Regions from separate parts of the Homo sapiens genome. Here region 1 is linked to region 2. Evidence: read pairs that join two places in POLR2A ChIA-PET (ENCODE). Cell type or tissue: OCI-LY7. All regions are shown on one strand. Region 1 overlaps AFF1-AS1 (AFF1 antisense RNA 1). Region 2 overlaps AFF1 (ALF transcription elongation factor 1).

Region 1 (2,500 bases), 150 kb before region 2:
TTTCCAGTAGAGCAAAATGTCTAGCAAAAGTGAAGTCAGAAAGACTGGTTTAAGAAATATTCTGGGGCCAGGCATGGTGACTCATGCCTGTAATCCCAGCACTTTGGGAGGCCGAGGCGGGTGGATCATGAGGTCAGCATTTCAAGACCAGCCTGGCCAAAATGCAAAATGGTGAAACCCTGTCTCTACTAAAAACACAAAAATTAGCCAGGCGTGGTGGTGGGCGCCTGCAATCCCAGCTACTCAGGAGGCTGAGGTAGAGAATTGCTTGAACCCGGGAGGTGGAGGTTGCAGTGTGCCGAGATCACGCCACTGCACTCCAGCCTGGGCAACAAGAGCGAGGCTCCATTTCAAAAAAAAAAAAAAATTCTGGAAAGCCTGGAGTCTAGAATGAGGAGTTGATACTGAATTCCCTTTGCAATTGCCACATATATCACATGACCAGAGGTATAATTAAGGAAGATTCATCTGAGAGTGGAGGTTGCTGTAATGGTGAAGTTCTAAAGAGCTGACTCAGAATGGTGATGGAAAGTTTCTGAGAGACAATGCAGCTGGGTGGAAAGAGATGGGCTTCACAGCCAAACATCTACAACCCAGCCCCACAACATCCCAACTGTGTGACGTTAGGCAGTTGCTCAATCTTTCTGATTCGTAGCTATTTGTCAAACATGGTGATTCAGTGAGGATCCAGTTACAAAAATAACACTCATGCCAGGTAGTTCAGTGGAGAAAATTTAATACTGAAAGACCCAAAAGGGGAAGGTGAGACTATTCAGGCATTAAGCAACTGCCACCCTAAGGTGGGGACTAAGGGAGAACTTAGTGTTACAGGAGCTCAGGAGGCAGGGCTGTTCATTGGGATCTGTAGAAGCTGGGGCTATGGGGGAGGTGCTGCCACTGGGCCAGAGCCATTGCCCAGAGCAGAGAAAGAAGAGAAATGCCCAGGAGTTGCCTCTCTTCCTGCCCTTCTATCTCCTCCCAGTGCCTTCCATTGGCCAAACCCACCCAGAAGCCAGTTTCCCAGCAAAGAAGCCCTGAAAAGGTGGTTTGGGAGAATCTACCCCGTGACTGAAGGCAGAGTAGAGGAAGGGCACCTAGACTAGACTAGACTAGATTTGAGGCAAACGAGCAGATGACCTGTGCCATCTATCTCTGACTTGGGGTTGTGTTGAAGCAGGCTGAGCTGACACTGTGGGCTTCCACGTAGTATACAATCAGTAAATGGTAAATGTTCTTTTTTTCTTTTTACATCTCCATCCTCATTTTTTACCATTCGTCCCCAAATTCAGACATATTGATGTCTTTTTAGTTTCTAAAGGTCACTATGAACTCTATGACTTTGGGACCTGTGGATATTTAACTCCCTCTGCCCACGAAGTTTCATGTCCCCGTTTGATCACACACATTTTCCCCAACTTCCTCTTTTCTTTTCTTCTTTCAAAAATTTTTTTTCTTCCTCCTTCCCTCTCCTTCTCTCTTCTCCCTCTTTTGTTTTAGAATTCATCTTAGTTACTACCTCTGCCAGGATGCCTTCCCCAAGTCCTTTAGTGTTTGTTGGATGTCCCTGTCTGTGCTCTGATAACCTCCTATGCTCTATCATGTGTGCCTCTAGCCTAGCACTGAGCAAGACATAGATTTATTTTTTCTTTCCGTATGAGTTTTCTGTCGCTGCATAACAAATTACCACAAACTCAGCAGTCTAAAACAACACTCATTCATTACCTGACAATTTCCATAGGTTGGACTTGCGGCATGTTTTACCTGGGTCCTCTGCTCGGGATCTCACTAGGCTGAAATCAAGGTGTAGCCAGATGTATCTTCATCTGGAGGCTTGACTAGGGAAAGTTCATTTTCAAGTTCCCTTGGCACAATCCATTTCTTATGACTGTGGCCTTTTTTTATTTTATTTTTTATTTTTACTAGCTGTTGGCCAGAGGCCACCCTCAGCTCCCAGAGGATGCTTTCAAGTCCTTGCTATATGGCCTCTATACAGCATGGTAATTTGCTCCTTTAGGGCCAACAGAAGAGAAGCTGCTGCAGCTTTGGATCTCTCTGACTTACTCCTTCTTTGGCTCCTAGATCCTCTTTTCAAAAAAGAGCTCACCTGGTTCAGTCAGACCCAACCACACTCAAGGAGAGGAAATGAAATCATGTGGGATTGGGAATCTTGGGAGCCATCTTAGACTTCTGCCTACCACACTCTCCTTCTAGATACGAACTCTCTGAGAACAAGGTTATTCTCTTACTTCTCTTTATATCCCCAGAACTGAGCAGAATTAGTACCTGACAGTAGCTATTTAATACAAGAATAAAGACATAAAACAAAAAAAGGGAAGAAAACTCATAAGGAAGGGAGAGATTTAAGAGGAAAGTTAAATATGACTTGGTAATAATGGACACTTGAATCAGAATCCCGAGTCTATAATGGCACCATTAACAAAAGTTGAGAACCAAATAACAGGAATTGGGTAGTATAAGTTCCACGTTAGATACATTGAAT
Region 2 (2,500 bases):
AGCCTCCATTCCCCAGCCTTCCTTTCTGGAAGTAATTGATGTTAGGACTTTCTTGTGTATCATTCCCAGTGGTATTTTATGCATAGTAAGCAACTCCATATATATGTTTTCTTCTCATTGATACTTTCTTCATTTATAGAAATGCTGGCATATAATGCATCTTTTTTTAAAAATTTATTCTTCTAAACAATGTATCTTGGAGATTACCCCAAATCAATGCAAAAAGAGCATCCTTATTCTTTGTTGTAGTTGCGTAGCATTTATTTCTTTCTAGGTGGCATGTACCATAGTTTTCATAGTCAGTTACCTGTAGATACACATTTAGATTGTTTCCAGTATCTTGCTATTTGCAAACTAGGCTGAAGTGAATAACTTTGTACATATTTTTTTTGTACATGTAGGAGGCAGTGCTAAAGGTTAGAGAAGTGTCTGTGTAATTAGAATTTGCTGACTATTGCCAAATTAATGTCCTTAAAGGTTGTAGCACTTAATCCTCCTACCAATCATGGGATTTGAGTGCCTATTTCCCCATGTCTATCTCATAGATGGAGTATTGTTAATCTTGTGGCTGTTTGCCAATCTACGTGTGAAAAGTAGTTTCTCAGTAGTTGTAATGTTTCCAGGGAGAAAACAATGCAAAACAATTATCTTTTTGTCTCTTTTATGTTTATTTACATGTAGTTTAGTTTGTTAATTAAGGTGTTGCTTTATAATTCAGGCAGCCTGCATCTTCTTAAGTGTCTAAAGCCATAAGAGAAACTTAGTTTCAAATTCTGAGTTCCGGGACTGAAAACATGCCAGCCATTGTTTATGGGGTTGCCTCTGTGTGGCTGGCACCCTGTGATTCAGTGAGGGTTCTGGCCCTAACTTCCATGGAACATATTATCTAGAGGGAGTAGAGAGGATGCAATAACAGAGAATGTACGGATAGTTACGGGAGCATCTGCAAGAGAACCTGGACAGTTTTGGGAGTAAGGGAGCATCAGGGATGTTTTCCAAAAGATGTCTTTCATCTGCAACCTGAAGCTTTAGTAGGAATTATCCCTGACACAGATGGAAGAGAGAAGAGGGCTCCAGATCGGGGCAAGAAAAGTGTGACTTATCTAACTAGCGAGTTGGGGGTAGATGAGCAGCAAATAGTGAAGACTGAACAGTAATCCAAAAGGTGGTGACACATTTGAAGAAAAATAGCTTGGACATTTATTTTACTCTCTTAAAAATTAAACTTTGGATAGATAACCTATTGGGATTTTTTTTTTAAGCTGTCATGCTGTTAAAGAATGCCTTGATAATGTTGGCACCGCCTGTTATTCCATATATCAGTGCCTTTTGATGGTTTTGAAAGTGTGTTTTATTAGATATGTTTTAATATGAAAACATATTTGACCTTCATACCAACCCTGAGAAGTGGTTAGGTTTGGTAATACTATACCTTCTCACAATGAGGAAATAGTCCCAAAGAGGATGAATCTTATCCAAGATTCAGCGCCAGTCTTCAGCAGAGCCAGATCTAGAATCCAAGATCTTTTGGCTTCCCTCGTCAGCACATTGCCTTTGTGCTCTCTCTATTTCCTGGTTAGTGATAAGTAAGCCTTTTTGAGAATAGCATTGTTATAAAAATGCCGCTCTGTTGAAACTTGAGAGACTTAAAACACAATATTGCAAGAGCCTCCCAGTCTCAGTGGCATGTTTCTTCAGCCAGCTCTTTTTAGCTTATTAAAACAAACTGTCATGCTTAGAAGACATTCACTCACATATTTTATTTTGGTATCAGTGCGTTTCCTTACAGTTACACAATGTCATTCCAGGAGGAGTGAGAAATCAGGCCACGGCCAGCATTGCTGCCTTTTCTGGTCCGAAGCACTGGTAGTAGGAAGAGGCAGTTAAATGTGAATACCAAAATGCTTCTTTGTAGAAGCAAAGGAAAAACGTAGCTCTTGAAAAAATGTTTTAGGTTATGCATAGGACAACTGGAATCACACACCCTCCTAAAATGCTAATATATTTGTTTCTTGCAGCAGTGTTGAGGTTTTTAGAAAACTGGTATAACAGTATTCTGAGCCAGCTCAGCTGCTTCAGAGCTTTTGTGTGTCCTTGCATAGACAACTTAATTTCTCTAGGATTCAGTCTCCTCGTTTTATTTTTAAAATTATTTTATTTGTAAATACCTCATCGTGGACTCCAAAAGCATGTCTCCTCGTTTTAAAAACTGGCATAATACCTACCACAAAGGTTGATGTGAGAATTAAATAGAGCTTTATACAGAATTCCCTCAGGCATTTTTAAGTTTATGTAATAGGGATGTATCTTACAGTTGATGGGTACATTTAGTGTAGTCCCCCTACCTCCCAAGCTAATAATGGTGCGTCGTACAATTGATGGTACCAAATTGAGGTGATAATAACATAGAAAGAGTTTAATGCAACGTGAAGTACAAAATGCATTCAATAAGTAGCTGCTATCATTTTTTTAAAAATTAAATATGGCTGCTTGTTAAGGC

What was found. ChIA-PET counts read pairs that join two places held together with the same protein. Peaks named below come from ENCODE experiments on the same cell type or tissue, not always from the same donor. Only the 100,000 strongest peaks of a DNase experiment are listed, where the experiment ranks them.
Region 1: POLR2A ChIA-PET joins it to region 2 with 5 read pairs; 17 of 35 experiments call an interaction of 5 or more read pairs at or near these places.

What each region holds. Positions count from the first base shown.
Region 1 is chr4:86,927,448-86,929,947 of GRCh38, forward strand. All of the region lies in intron 2 of AFF1-AS1 (AFF1 antisense RNA 1), which reads right to left. It also overlaps a transcript of C4orf36 not described here. Among named protein-coding and RNA genes, the nearest start is that of AFF1-AS1, 6.2 kb to the right of the region's middle. In OCI-LY7, no CTCF peak of the experiment used is centred here; a DNase peak (open chromatin) is centred at 1,394; H3K4me3 peaks cover 1,344 bases; H3K27ac peaks cover 446 bases.
Region 2 is chr4:87,077,579-87,080,078 of GRCh38, forward strand. The region is part of intron 4 of AFF1 (ALF transcription elongation factor 1); the gene reads left to right. Among named protein-coding and RNA genes, the nearest start is that of KLHL8, 140 kb to the right of the region's middle. In OCI-LY7, no CTCF peak of the experiment used is centred here; no DNase peak of the experiment used is centred here.